Regions from separate parts of the Homo sapiens genome. Here region 1 is linked to region 2. The links are chromatin loops, found by intact Hi-C in ENCODE. Cell type or tissue: IMR-90. All regions are shown on one strand. Each heading gives the region's core, and the rest is flanking DNA. Links, peaks and the distances in the headings are about the cores only.

Evidence for each region. Hi-C counts contacts between places; a loop is a spot of excess contacts. Peaks named below come from ENCODE experiments on the same cell type or tissue, not always from the same donor. Only the 100,000 strongest peaks of a DNase experiment are listed, where the experiment ranks them.
Region 1: it touches region 2 in a loop (3-fold over the local background); 1 of 110 quality-filtered maps calls a loop at or near these places.

What each region holds. Positions count from the first base shown.
Region 1 is chr18:73,149,085-73,156,942 of GRCh38, forward strand. LINC02864 (long intergenic non-protein coding RNA 2864) reads right to left here. Exons shown (of 6, transcript NR_034133.1): 6 at 4,974-6,851. Among named protein-coding and RNA genes, the nearest start is that of LINC02864, 110 kb to the right of the region's middle. In IMR-90, for the core only: no CTCF peak of the experiment used is centred there; no DNase peak of the experiment used is centred there; H3K27ac peaks cover 285 bases.
Region 2 is chr18:73,685,103-73,692,960 of GRCh38, forward strand. It overlaps LOC105372190 (a long non-coding RNA gene), which reads right to left and starts at 6,189. Exons shown (of 7, transcript XR_007066468.1): 1 at 6,127-6,189. RefSeq lists enhancers at 6,189-6,689, 6,690-7,190. In IMR-90, for the core only: no CTCF peak of the experiment used is centred there; DNase peaks (open chromatin) are centred at 4,039 and 6,269; H3K4me3 peaks cover 610 bases; H3K27ac peaks cover 4,276 bases.

The sequences.
Region 1 (7,858 bases), core at 1,046-6,045, 540 kb before region 2:
TCTCTTAAGCACTTTTTGTACGACTGGTCTAGTGGTGATGAATTCCCTCAGATTCTGCTTGTCCAGGTAGTTCTTTATTTCCCCTTCATTTCTAAAGGATAACTTTGCTAGATCTAGTATTGGTGGTAGTTTTTTGTTTTGGGGGAGTTCTTTGAGCACAGTGAGTATATCATCCCATTCTCTTCAGGCTTGCCAGGTTTCTGCTAAGAAATCTCCTAATCATTTGATGGGGGATTCCATTTTCTGTGACTTGACTTTTTTCCCTTGCAGCTTTTAGAGTTCTCTTTGTCTTTGACAGTTTGATTAAAATGTGCCTTAAAGAGTTTCTTTTTGGGTTGAATCTAATCAAAGTTCTTTCAGCTTCCTGAATCTGGATGTTCACATCTGTCCCAAGACTTGTGAAATTTTCAGCTATTATTTTATGAAATATATTTTCTGTGCTCTTATCCCTCTGTTTTCCTACCGAATTACTATAATGCAAACATTTAATAGCATCGCATAAATCCTTTAACAGAGGATTTTTCTGTTTCTCTTCTCAATTCTTGCAGGTTACTCAGCTTCACTTATTCAAATTTTCAGTTATTGGGAGTATCTGTAGTTGTGCTGATACATGCATGAGTGGTTTATTTCATGACACTGAGTTTAACAAAGTTTGTCCCTGAATGTGGTTCACTGGCAATTTTGAAACCCAGGCCCAGACAGGGAGAAAGAACACAAAAGACTGATCAGTATTTCACAAACATTAACATACTTAAATGCACTTCAATAGGAGGGTGTTAGGACTTTCTATTTGAGAATTCACAACCTAGCTTGAAGATATTTTGTACTTTATTAAAAGATATAATATTTTAAATATATTTAGTTATAAAGCAACTCCTGAGTTGAAGAAAGCTCAAAACAATATAGGAAAAAAAATACATTTTTAAGAGAGATGGTATTATGAAAATGAAATGGGATATTGTTTGAATTCTCACTATGTCACCAGCTATTTTATATTTTGCAATAAATGCAATGCACTGACTGCTCAGTCATTTCCAATGTTATTCAAATTCTGATCTCAATCAACATAATTTTTAAAAATTAGGATGATACATAAGTACAATAAAACTCTTGATTGGAGAAAAACATTTTGTGTATTATATGTTAAAGTGAAGATATAAAATAGCATTTCCTGAATTGTGGTAACAAGGCCAATATATTTTGATACTTTTAATATGTTACTAACAAATGTTGAAAACAAAGTAAGCCAATTAAGAAAACTGAAACACTTACATCAATTGACCAAAAGCAATCAATGAGCTAGAAAGAAACCATTACCACAACTTCCCACATGGGGCAGATTAACAATGAAGTGACATCTGAAGAGATTTAAAACATTCTACAACAGACTAATAACAGTTAAAGTCTTATAATACATATTGGTTTGGCTGTTTCAGCATAATCACAATACAGATTTTAATCAAACTTGGTTACTTACAAATTATTTTGTTTGAATGCAGCTTTATAAAATGAATCTGCCAAGTAAATAAAATAAAATTAAAATCCATGCAGAAGAAAGGATTTAACATTGTGGCATTTCTTTTTATTTCAAGTTAATACTGAGAAGAGAAAATAAAGCATCTGAGAAAATTATTTAAAATAATAATCTAAAAAATTCTCATGGTTTCTTAACAGCTAGTGATTTTCCCTTGGGGAACAATTATAGTCCTGTAAGCAGAGGGTATTCTAAGAATGATTATTGAGATTTGGAAGGGAACATACTACTAGAGATAGTAAAACAGCAAAACTAATCTAAAATGTCAGTACAGACAGTCCCTGATTTATGATTTGACTTACAATTTTTCAACTTTATGATAATATGAAAGTGATACACATTCAGTAGAACTCATACTTCAAATACCCATACAACCTTTCAGTTTTTCACTTTCAGTAGAGTATTCAATAAATTACTTGACATAGTCAACACATTGTTATAAAATAGGTTTTGTGGTGGATGATTTTGCCCAACTGTAAGCTAATGTAAGTGTTCTGAGCGCGTCTAAGGTCGGGCTGAGATAAGCTGTGATGTTTGGTGGGTTGAGAGTATTAAATGTATTTTGACTGATGGTATTTTCAACTTGTGGTGGTTTTACTGGAACATAACATCATTGTAAGTTGAGGAGCATTTGTATTTATTTTATTCGGGGAAAGCTTAAGACAGTTTATTCACAATGGTAAACTACATTCTTGGTGGTACTAGAAAGAAAAACAATCCTTTTCTGATGGCATTTGCAACTGGAAATAACGAATCCTTTAAGCTTCAGAGACTGGTGTAAGAGGAAATGGGTTTTATGCCCCGAGGTCCAAAGCCTGAGTTAATCTAATGACCACACATTCCATTTTTATGTAGAATGTTTCAGAGTGCAATGTATTTTTCTTTTTTCCATCTTCTAAAATCTCTAGAATGGGAATTAATAAGTTAGTCTTGAATTACAACTGAATTACTTTTCAGAATATTTGCATGTCTATAAATACAATTTTCTTGACTGACAAGATTTTGAGTATATTTTAAAATATCATATCTTGAACGTTTTGAAAATGTCCAATTTCAAATATACGTAGACCATATCAGTTCTTATTAAACCAAATCGTCATTTAGTATGATCTAATTACGAGGCCTGTTGTAAACTCCCAGTCTTACGAATAGTAAAATTGTGCTTAGCCCGTCTCCTTTAAACAGATATTTTGAGTAAACTGCGGCTTTCCATTTTCATATGCAGAATTATCAAGACCCGCAAGTTTATTTCTAGTACTTTGTACATCTTTGCTTGCAGAAGATGAACTATCAGTCTCTTACTAGCCATTGTATTCTCCTACCACTTTCTACCAGTTATACTTATTATTTTAATTTTGATTATTATATGTGGTAGTACAATGTAAGTGTAAAACATAATTCTATGAAAACTAACCTGACTGGTCTAGAAAAACTTAACTAAATTAGGTAGGTAATTTTGTTGTTAAATGTAAATAACTAAAAGATGTATTTAGATTGTTTCACAAGGCCCTTGTCACTTCTCTTTAAATAAACTGAAATTGGAAATTACTATTGATATACTTGATGTAAAAACAAAATCAAAAACAAAAGGCAACCTAGAACTTGTCTTAACTGCAAAACTACCAAAATTTTAATTTGATATATCCCACCTACTTTGAAAATTACCTAAGATGCAATATTATTTATTTATTCATTCATTATTTTTTTTTTACTATCCTCTATGTTACATGAGTTCTTCTAGTTATTGAAAAAATCAAGAGTAAGTAAAAACAATGATCTGATATCAAAAAGCTCAAAGTGTAGTTGGAGATAGACATATTTTATATTTTAAGTAGTTCTTCAGAAGAAAATGAGTGTTTTGGGGAACAATCAAAAAGCTATTAACTCCCTTTATTGTTCTTGGTTTAAAACCAAAGGGATATGTACATAGAAAACCAGAGAGAAAAGCTGGCCTGGCGCGGTGGCTCACGCCTGTAATCCCAGCACTTTGGGAGGCCGAGGCGGGCGGATCATGAGGTCAGGAGATCCTGGTTAACACAGTGAAACCCCGTCTCTACTAAAAATACAAAAAAAAAATTAGCCAGGCGTGGTGGCGGGTGCCTGTAGTCCCAGCTACTCGGGAGGCTGAGGCAGGAGAATGGCGTGAACCCGGGAGGCGGAGCTTGCAGTGAGCCGAGATGGCGCCACTGCACTCGAGCCTTGGGTGACAGAGCGAGACTCCGTCTCAAAAACAAAACAAAACAAAAAAAACCACAGTGAGATAAATCATCTTCAATATGTTTTGAATAATTGGTTAAACTATTCAAAATATTCAGATAGCAAATGAATATTTAATATTTCATGAGTTAGGCATAATTTGAGGAATCACTGATGTTTGATAAAGTATAATTGGTATATATTATGTGTATATCATCTGTAATTATTCCTAAAATCATTAGCATATAATCTAAGTAAACCTGGTCTTTTATTTGTTTCACAGACTAACTGATGATGAGACAAATATTTCATTTTATTTTTGTTACAAGGTCTTGCTCTGTCACTCAAGCTGGAGTGCAATGGCATGATCATAGCTCACTGCAGCCCTGAACTCCTGGGTTCAAGAACATTTTAATTTTTAAAAATAACATGAGAGCAAAAATGTTTGAACTTAATATAAGGCTATTTTTAGGGTGAATGAGACATGTTATAAAAAATGTTCTAAAACAACAGTGAGAAAAACTACATAAAGTTGTCACGATTATTCCATATCAAGATATTTAAAACTATCTGGAAAGGATTTAATTATACAGTTTGGCTCTTACTTAGACAGGGAAATACCTCATTACTCAGCACTGCATCAAAAGGATGAGATTGACTCCAAGTGTTTTCCTCAAGGGCTTGGAGAGCAGCCAAAAATACACAGTCCTAAATGTAAAGCAGAGTTTATCACATAAAGAAATTTTCAAGAAAAGTAATATTGAAAAAGAAAGAATGTTAAGATGAAAATAGAGCATTAGGGAAATTTTTAATAGATCGTTCTATGGATTTTCCTGTGGTCTTTGCCCTGGTCCCTTTAGTTGGCAACATATGGGTAGCCTCAGAGAAGATTGCTATGACAATACAGAGAGAAACAAGATGCTCATTTTTAGTTATTTTATTTCATTTTTAATTTTTTTGTGAGACGGGATCTCACCCTGTCCCCGTCTGGAGTACACTGGTGTAACAATGACTCACTGCAGCCTCGACTTCCTGGGCTTCAGCAATCCTCCCACCTCAGCCTCCCTAGTAGTTGGGACTACAGGGAAGCACCACCATGCTCTGCTAAATTTTCATTTTTTTTTCTTTTGTAGAGACTAGGTCTTGCTATGTTGTCCAGTCTGGTTGTGAACTCCTGGAACCAAGTGGTCCTCCCTCCTCAGCCTCCCAAAATGTTGGGATTACAGGTGTGAGTCATGGCATCTGGCCTAAATTTTACTTTTAATTTAAAAAGAGACACAGACATAAGGTATAAAGATTTGGGAGAATACCCCAAAACCTGCTTTCCCTCATAGAGGGATAAAGTCAGAGCCTTCTAGGAGCCCGCAGGCCAGCAAACCAAAGCCCACGGGCCAGACACAGCCTGCAGACTGTTTTTGTGACTAAAGTTTCACTGGAAAACTTTCATTCTTTTATTCATGACTGCATTCACACTCCAGTGGCAGAGTCGAGTAGAGTAGCTGCGACGAGACTACAAAGTTGAAACTATCTCCCAGCTGATCCTTTGCAGAAAAAGTTTGCCACCCACTGGCCTAGACTGTGGTGGATCCCTGAGGAAAAGCCCCAGGCCCTTCTCTGCCCTTCCTGTCCCATGCCAGATCCCAAAGGGAAGGCTGTGGGTGAAACATTCAAGAGGCTTGGAGATTTAAGACTCAAGGAGTCAGAACAGGTCTGGAAGATCAAGCTGTTTTGGTTTCACATATTTGGGCTGTCTAGGCTGCTGGTTGCGAGACTGTCTTACTATTTGTGCATTATCCAAGAAGTACAGGGAGCAGTGGTACATTTACCTATTCATGTACTATCATAATGGGCATAAAGGACCTTAAAGGATCTCCCTGAGCTTCTCTTGGGTATGAAGTGGCATAGGAAAGCAGTCAGATGTTTCCTGGAAATCCAAGAAAGATTCAAATATAGTCAGGAATGGAAAACAAAGGAACAACAAGTTGTATGAGGGGAAGCCAATATCCATAGGATACAGGTACACATGTGATTGGATGTTTACTCCAGCAGCTGACACTCAGTGGCAGCTTGCCCTCCTCCAATGGGAACGGTGGCTCTCATCAGTCCCCATCGCCACTGTAGGGACATCATGTACAAACCCAGAGGCCTGTGAGACCCTGAACAGGCTGATAGGATCTTCAGTTTGCAGAGATAACTGAGAAACGTGTCTATCATTTAGGAGCCATTTTAGCTTTAAACAAGGTTCAGTGGTACTTTTAGGGTTTGAGGAACCTCTAGTCATCTTAAAATTACCCTGTGTCCATTCCCATGGCCAGGCCTGTGCTCTTTCCAAACCCAAGATCTGTGTTCCCATGAGACCAGTCAAAGTTGTGATTTGGCCTTAGTGATGATACAGCCACCCCTGGGATCAACATTTGAGTTTGACTATTTGCCATCTGACCTGTGTCCTAGAATCAATAACATTTGTTTAACACAAACATCACCATATTGTTGTTTTCTGTCTGTGCTTTTAGCAAAGGCTTCAGCAATTTGGGATAGCCATTGCCTTTCTGTTTTATTTATTTTTTATTTTTTTTGAGATGGAGTCTCGCTCCGTCACCCAGGCTGGAGTGCAGTGGCGTAATCTTGGCTCACTGCAAGCTCCGCCTCTCGGGTTCACGCCATTCTCCTGCCTCAGCCTCCCTAGTAGCTGGGACTACAGGTACCCACGACCACACCTGGCTAATTTTTTGTATTTTTAGTAGAGTCGGGGTTTCACTGTGTTAGTCAGGCTGGTCTCAAACTCCCGACCTTGTGATCCACTCGCCTCAGCCTCCCAAAGTGCTGGGATTACAGCCGTGAGCCACCATGCCTGGCCCTATTGCCTTCCTTTAAAGTGTTGATCACAGTAGGAATTAACCTGTTAAGGGACTTTGAATAATCCAGTGATTAGGGCTTGAACTAAGTCATATTATAAAGCTGGGAAAGAGGATAGAGAAAAGAAATGATGTGGGGGCAGAACCTACTGAGTGTGGGGAGTGATTGCAAATGTGATTGGACACCATAGAAATTGTTCAGGGAGATTCCAAGGTTGCTGGCTTGAATCGCAGGTAGTATGGGCTCCACAGAACTCACTCAGGCTCTGAAAGAGAAAGTACAAACATGATCTAAGGTATGGAAATGTTGAGACTGGGTTCCTGTGACATACACAGAAAGAAATTTGATTTGAACCTGTATATATAGATATGGACTTAAGAGGAATTATTAGGACTGAGACAGAGGCTTGACACTTAGTATAAAGTTGGAAATTAGGCCACTGTAATGAAAAGATGGGTGAGTCTATAAAGTTTTGATGTTATCAGTTGAGCAGTGATTCTCATTCCTTTTGTTCTCAGCAGGTAAGCATCACAGAGTTCCTTTTCAGTCTTACTGTTGTTCCCATGTTCTAATCACATGATATATACATTAAACACAGGCTAAATATGCTGTTGTACCTGGCAATAATGAGTAATATTCCTGGTATGTTCTTCAATAAAAATTGTTTTCAACAAATATATTTAGTTGTGCATTCTTTTTAATCAAAGAGTGAGTATGATCTAATGAAAAGAGTCATGCAGGTGGGTTCTAGTCACATTCCTTTCATTGTAGCTTGTGATTTCTATTAGTTCAGGGCCTAAGGAGCTTGTTTCACTCCTCAGAAAAAGATGATAGGATGAGCATTCCTGCACACCTAGAAACTTGTAAAGAAGAAATGAGGTAATTGATAAGATACTTTGCAAGATATAAATCCTTATAATAGTGAACAGCAACATGATTATTCATAGCATATCAAATCTCTAGCCTTTGGGTAACCAGAATTTAGTTCTGTATCTTATAATTTTATACTTTGGCAAAATGCATCATTTTTCAAATACGTGGGGAAAAACCAGATCAATGGGTCTTTGCACATAGGCCAACATGCTCAAGAATTTGTTACTCTATCAGACATAAAGAGTTAAAATACACAGCATTAATTATAGTTTGTATTATTAAAATATTTACATTTGTTTTTCTTTGTGTTGTTGTAATGGCCATTAAAACATTTGTACTTATTAATTCAATTCTCATATAATATTGCTCTTGTTTCTAGCAAAACAGCTTTCCTAATGT
Region 2 (7,858 bases), core at 1,823-6,822:
ATGTTGTTATCACCTTTTCCCTAAGAGAAGGGCATTACTTTTTGTAACTAGTTGTTAAGTAGTATTGTCCTTAAGAGTTAGCACCCATATAAGAATATAAGAAAAGTAAAAAGCTGGTGAGTAGCTAAAATCCACTAACTCAGTTTTAAGAGGCTTGTAAGTTTTTCCCAAACTCTTTGCAACCAGTGGTGCTGTGAGTACTATTGTTGTTAGTGGTGCTGCTATTAATGTTATCATCATTACTTCCTTTGATTAGATAGCAAATCTATGTTATGACACAGAATTCAAAACCCTAAAACCGTGAAAATGTACTTAATTTTCTCATTGTGTTGAATTTATTCCCTAAAGGAGATATAATGTGTTCTTAAAACAGCAATTGAAAGCAGCAAAAAAATAAAATTAAAAAACAGTAAGAGACAAAGTGTTTGATAACAGTGTGCATTCAACTGTCTTGTTTATACTCCTGATGGGTATAAGATGAGATTTGCATGTTGTGTTTATTGACCTTGAGGTACCTGGAATGGGGCAGCAATGTCTGGAAGGTGTGCAAAATAGTCTCTGCTGTGGCTGGAGCAGAATCCCGTGGAGGGAAGGAGCCTTCGGGCCATCGTTAGTCGTGAAATTTGCTGTTGTGAGAAGGAGAAATTACCAAGGCAAGTGATGACGAAAGTGAATGCTGATACAAGGGAATCCAGACAGCCACTGAATCCTAAAATTAAGTCTGGAAGAGCTTCATTAGTTCTTCATAAGATGTGATGGAACTGAACATTATCCATATACATTAATGAAGTAAAGTTGGAGAGTTGAACAAAGGTGACAGAATGTGCTGGAAACAACTGGAAATCTTTACACTTAGAGACCCCAAGGTAAAGCATCCTCAAGAAACAGGCTGAAATATTTGGAGTAATATAAGTCAAGGTTGATAAGTGTGTGAAGAGGTTCAGAGGATAACTTTATTACAAGGCTGCTGAACAGTTTTAAAATAGTTTGAAATCCTCTTTAATAGAGTGTGCGATGATATGAAAATTTTCTGCCCTATAATATATAGAGTATGAGACTTTCTAAAATCAAATATTTGCATTTAAATTGAGTAAATTTATATATACTCCAATTTATCAAATAGGAGACATGAGTGACAGATTCCATTTTTACACAGCCTGTCCACCCTTTGTTTTTATATTCCATATGTCTTCATATCACATTTTGTTCTTCAGTATATTTCCAGAAAGAAACATTTTTTCTGCTGCTCTGAAGTAGACCCTCTTTATTCCTCGTGCCTCCCCATTCTCCAGCAGGGCCTGTCTCCAACCTGAGAGAACAAAGATGGCGGGTACTGTCCCTTCCAGCCTCTCCTCCAGCAAGGCACACTATGGGGCCCAATCCTGCCAGAAAGGTTTTAAGGGAGATATCAGATAATTTTTTCCTTATTCATAGAAAGTATCAAAGGACAAAAATGCCCCTGTCTTCATGAGATGCCCGGCTATCTCCATGTGACACCTGGAACACTGCATCCCTCTTGTAACCAGAGCAGAGGTGAACATGTTGATGCTGCAGAGAGGGAAGGAAAATACAACTCCTGAGTCCTAAACAACATTGTTGAACTCCTGCCCTGAGTCTGAAACCACCCTGGCTCCAGACCATTGATAATGTGAGATGACAACGTCGGTCCTGGGGAAGCCGCTTATTCATGTTGCATTCAGTTTCTGGCAGCAGAAACCCCTAACTGTCCCATCCCACCACCTTTCAGAATTACCAAAGAATCCAAATCACACCTGGATGCACCCCCAGGAGCTGTGAAAATCCAGGGCCCAATGGTGGTTACACCCCGTTCAAGCTAATGGGTTGAGTCGCATCTGCCCTGACTCTGGCGTGGTGTGAAACCCATCCTCTCTTCAGGCCTTCATCAGACCTGCCCTGCAGCCTCAGCACCTGCCAAGCACCAGCTTCCTTAAATCCTGGGGAGCCCCATTGACTTTCTACATTCAGGATGTGGTGGCTGTAATGAGCTTAGATGAGTCCCTGGCCTAAGACAAAGATGTTGGACAGAACTCAGAAAATGTACCACTTGATGTTTATGCTGTGGCTTTGCTTCTCAAATCCCACAGCATAAGTTACAGAAATGGACTTTGGTTTTTTTTAAGTTTGATGTTTATTTGCCAAATCCTGTGGGGATACAAAAGATGCATCTAGTGAAAAATAATAAGAGGTAACCTTTATTTCTGTGTGTAGGTAATATTCTAAGCCCATTTTGTATATTAATACCTCTGATGTCTATATTGTTGTTGTGATTCCATTTGTAAGTTTGTAAGTGAGAAAGCTGAGTTATAGAGAGGTGAAGTAACTTGACCAAGGTTACACAGTTAGGAATGTGCCACGTGACTGCTCAAATCCAGGTCACCTGGACCTCGAGTGCATGTGATACGTTGCTGTGCCATCTCCCCCCAGAGACCCTAACGATACAAAAGCAGCATGTGACTAAGCACCAAAAGGAGTATTTCAGAAAAATGAATGACATAAACTTTCAATTTCTGGACATGTTCATACGGAGAAAAGAAAACCCAACTGACAGGTTTATGGCAGAGATGTCTTCTACCTCGTAAGAAAAGTTAACTGAAATGCTCTCAAATACCATTCACAGTCATGTTCTTCAGGGCTATGAAAAACCCAGACAAGGCTGGCATTGCAGGATAGAACATTGTAGAAGGGCTTCATGGAGCAGCAGAACTTTGCATACACTGGACAGAGAGTGAGGATGTGTGAGGAAGATGATGGGAGTGGAGCAGGAGGGGGCTTCCATCAGCTATGTTCAAAGATGTCCCTGTGTTCTGGTTTATATGCCCATCATTCCATACGCCCCATGTGGATTTGGCTGACTTGCCCACACGGGGAGGCATCCCCTTTTCCCCCCAGTTCATGTGTTTTACTCCTCTAGATAAATATTTAGTTAACAGGAGAAAACCTTTGTGGGCAAAGTCAATTTCTTATCAAGGGTCAAAAGTCTTAAAATAGAATCAGAAGGTACATAAAACTGTTCTTACTCTTTATCCATCATTATTATGTACCAGAAGCTCTGATGGAGTGAAGATAAATATGTGAAGAACCAATCCATGTTCAATAACAGAATTTGGGGCAAGTAGGACAGGATCCGGAGGCACTGTGTTTGTGATGAGTGGAACCGTGCAGCGGTTTCTGGAAGCACATTGAGATGGATTCTGCTGATAAGGGATTCCATCGACTGGTCATTTGATGCATGGAACAAAACACTCACTAGTCTGAGCACCCAACCACACTGTAAACCAAAAGTGTCTAAGAGAGGTCTCAGTCAATTCACAAATTTATTTTGCCAAGGTTAAGGACATGCCTGGAAGACACACACACACACACACACACACACACACACAAACATGGAATCACAGAAACAGTCTGGTCTGTGCCTTTCTCCAAAGATGAGTTTGAGGGCTTCACTATCTAAAGGGGAAAAGTAGGCTGGAGGCGAAGGTGAGAGGATATGGTGGTCCACGTGTGGCAAGAGAAAAGAAGCAGGTAGGGAACTAGTCAATTACAACTCCTCTTGTACTCCGTAAAACTGACACTTTAATGAGATAAAATGAACGTTGAGTAGATAGCCGTGGCGATACTAACCTGTTGTCTGCTTGGGAACAAAGGGAAAGGCGGTTTCTTGCATGACTTAGCTTTCAGCTTCATTTTTTCCTTTTGGCATAGTGAGTTGAGGTCCTGAGTTTTTATTTTCCTTTCACAAAGCTAAGTCATTTTGGTTCGGCTGACAGTGCTATGTAACCTGACACCTTTAGCGAGCAGTCCCCTCATAGGCTTGACCCCACTGTTTTAGAGAAGTCTTGAAAAGTTCACAGTGCCTGCCAGGCAGTACCATTTGAGGCATTTAGTCAGTACATTTTGAATACATGAATAGCTGCCTGGCTATGAATGCACAATGTAATAAGCACTCTGTTACCAAACAACCATGTCAAGCATGTCTCCCATATATTGGACAATATATTGGAGACTTCTCTAAATGGTCAAGTGAGTCATGGTTGTTTGGTAATACAGTGCTTATTATATGAGTGAGGAACGTGACTCAGTACAATTATGACAAGAAATGCAATGGACTATGCTAAATGGAATTTGTAACGCTCATGAAAAGTGCTTTGGAATTTTAATGTGTGATTAAAGCATCTACTATTAACATTATTCCACAAAGAGCTTTACCTCTAACAATACATTCCTTGGTTGTCTGTCACTGGGTCTCTGTGCTTGACAGAGTTGAAAATGTTGCCTGTTTGCTGTCACACAGACATTGTCTCAGTATCACTTCCTAAAATGCATATTTGAATTTAGGATTCCAGCAAACACGGAAGGCACCGGTGGTTAAAGTGCCTCCATTTAGAAAATATGCTAAAAACAGCAGCTGGAAGTGCTCATCTGTCCAGGCTGAAGGCTGGCTTTCAAGATATGCTTTCAAGCAGTGCCACGAGGAGCAGCCTGGGCTGTCATTGGAGTTGCTGTCAGCGCGAAGCCTTGGTGTTGCAGGGCCTCTGCCATATGGAGCATCAAACCTTGGATCTGAATGATGATACAACCTGACTTTGCTGACAATCTCAGGCTATGTAAAAAACAGACTATAAAACATGTAGTCAAAATGCCATGTGTTTGAATAACACTTTACAGTTTTCAATACGCATTCATAGCCAAACAGCTATCCATTTATTCAAAATGCAGCGACTAATGCCTGGCAGGTGCTTTGAGCTGTTCAGAACTCCACAGCGGAAGCCAGAGCCTCGCCCTCAGGTGCTTACACTCTAGCAGGGGTCAGCCAGAAAGTCACCCTGTGAGGAGCTCTTTGGACCATGCAGCCACAGCCTCGGAGGCTAGAATCGATTCTAATTTCTACATATAGATAATTTTTTTAAAAAAATAGCAACACTGTGTGGTAGATGTACCTGACAGAAATAACTCAAGAAACTAGGGTTGCCACATGGAGGTTGCTGAGGGGAGGGTGCCACGTGAGGGTGCTATATAAACTGCATGCTTTTTACAAGTGCTTATCATTCTCCTCTCCAGCCTGCCGCTGCTGGACCATCACTGTATGTAAGTTCCCCCAAATAAAACCCATGTTTTATTCAGAATAATAATAATAAAGGCTAGAATCAACACTTTGGGGCACTGGGTAGGGGTGCTCCATCAGACAGGGCGAGAAAGACTCTCTTGTGAGCAGTGTCTGAGCTGGGACCTCAGAGACAGGAAGACAAGGAGAAAAGCATCCAGGCGGTAGGAAAAATAGGAGTTAAGATGACAGGGGCAGGAGCCCATTGTTTGGAGTCCCAGAGGAGGTCAGTGTGGCAGGAGCCCTGCTGAGCAGCTGGCGGGGGCAGTGAGGAGAGTCAAGAAATAAAAGGGCTGAAAAGGAACCAGGTTATGTATGCAGCTAATAAGGGTGTTAAATTTTATTGCAAATAAAATGGCAAGATGTTGAAGGATTTTAAACAGGAGAATGAAATGAATAGATTTGAAATGTAAAAGAGTCATTTTAGCATCACGTTCTGATGATGTTTATTCTAATCAAAACTGTGGAAGGAAATTTATTGTTGACTCTACTGAGTACACGAGGAAACTGATGCTCAGAGAGGATAGTGTCTTGTCCTAGGAACTTCAAGGAGTGAGGGAGAGCATCAGTCCCCAGGTCTCCTCATGCAGAGCTTCCTGCTCGTTTTTTTCCACTACAGTTGCCTCCTTTATATCTGCCTGTAGCCAAGTTATGTGGAACAAAATCAAATGTCAAATAGGAACATTTTCTTTAAATGTCTACATACCTAAAATTATTTCGGATTATACTTGTGGCGTTAGGTTGAGCTGATGAGAAATGAAAGTGTGGCTGAAAATGCATTTAGAGATTTACTCTAGAATAAGAATAATGAAAATGCTTGAAATAAAGATTTAATCTGATTGACTGAAATAAGTTACATGTGACCAGGCTAATAGGCTACATTTAAACATTCCACTTTAAAACATTTTTTAAATTCTTTTCATGAAGTCATCTGTCTGAGACTTCCCCACTACAGCCCAGAACATCCCTCCTTAGAAGCTCACTCCACGTTTTATGACACTTACCTTCACATCATCTTGGAGCATCTGTCAGAGGCGTCTGAACCAGGGCGTCTCCATCTTGAATAGGGGCTGGGTCAGATGAGGCTGAGAGCTGCTGGGCTGCATTGCCAGGAAATCAGGCATTCTTAGTCACAGGATATTTGCAGTCACGGAAACAAGTTAATATGTTTACAAAACCGACCCGGTGTTACAGTGGGTGGCTAGTCAGACAGTGAGCAGGGCAGGAGAGCTGCCCCCTTCCCACACCAGGAGTATCAGGCAGCCATCTGGTGATGGTCAGGCAGTTGTTAAACTTTCTCTCTAAAGTAATAATTGGTCACAGCCGGTGCCAGGGAAAGCCCATCTCCCAATAGATAGAAACACCTGAAACTAGTGATCGTCTTCCCAATAACATCTCGGGGGTTGGGCGAGTGGGCTTAAGCATGTGCACTAAGAGGCAAAATGGTGCAGTTTAACTGGTGTGTGACCTTCTAGGAACACTCAACTGGTAGGGGAAGAACGCCTCAAATGAGCATGGGTACAACTTCAGTAAACACACTGCCCATGCGGTCCCTCCCAGGCGCTGGCAGGCCAACGAGCATGCAGACAGCCCACCCCGAGGGAAGACTGAGGGGAGAAGGGACACAACACCCCTCCCAAGTCCTGGCAGGCCAACCCGCATGCAGACAGCCCACCCCGAGGGAAGACTACGGGGAGAACGGACGCAACACCCTGGAATCATGCCAACATATAAACCCCAAGCTCAAACTGTGCACTTGTTCTCTCAAGTCGCCCACTCAGCCCTCTTCCAAGTGCACTTTACTTCCTTTCATTCCTGCTCTAGTGCTTTTTAATAAACATTTACTCCTTCTCTAAAACTTGCCTCTCACTCTGCCTTATGCCCCTTGGCTGAATTCTTTCTTCAGAGAAGGCGAGGATTGAGGTTGCTGCAGACCCATATGGATTTGCTGCCGCTAACACCAGGATTTAACAGATCCAGGAGATAACAGACCCAGAAAATGTCCTGATGTCCCAATATCCTAAGAACAAGAACATTCTTAGTTTAAGAATAAGTTTTGCTTTAAAGATAATAATATAGATTCTTGTGGAAGAGAGTAGTTATGCAAAGATTAACAATCCTTCATCACAAGCCCTTGTAGCAGAGCACACCTCCCCCATGTTTTTTTTTGTTGTTTTGCTGTTTTATATATAAATGAGCATTGTACCTAAGGTGGATGTGTTCCTTCTTTTCCTTCTGGGAACACCATGCTCTGTCTAAGGTGGATGTGTTCCTTCTTTTCCTTCTGGGAACACCATGCTCTGTCTAAGGTGGATGTGTTCCTTCTCTTCCTTCTGGGAACACCATGCTCTGTTTAAGGTGGATGTGTTCCTTCTCTTCCTTCTGGGAACACCATGCTCTGTTTAAGGTGGATGTGTTCCTTCTCTTCCTTCTGGGAACACCATGCTCTGTCTATGGAGTAGGCTTTCTTTTATTCCTTTACTTTCTTAATAAACTTGCTTTCACTTTACTCGGTAGATTTGTCCTGAATTCTTTTCTTGTGCAAGATCCAAAACCCTCTCTTAGGGTCTAGATTGGGACCCCTTTCTGGTAACACACCTGCTATGAAGAAAAAAACTCAATTAATATTTTTATAATTAATGTCATTGCTCTAAATGCATCGAAAACATAAAGAAATAAGAGTTGTTGACATGTTAGGATAGTGTTAGAAATTGCTAAGTTATTGTCCAGAAAAAA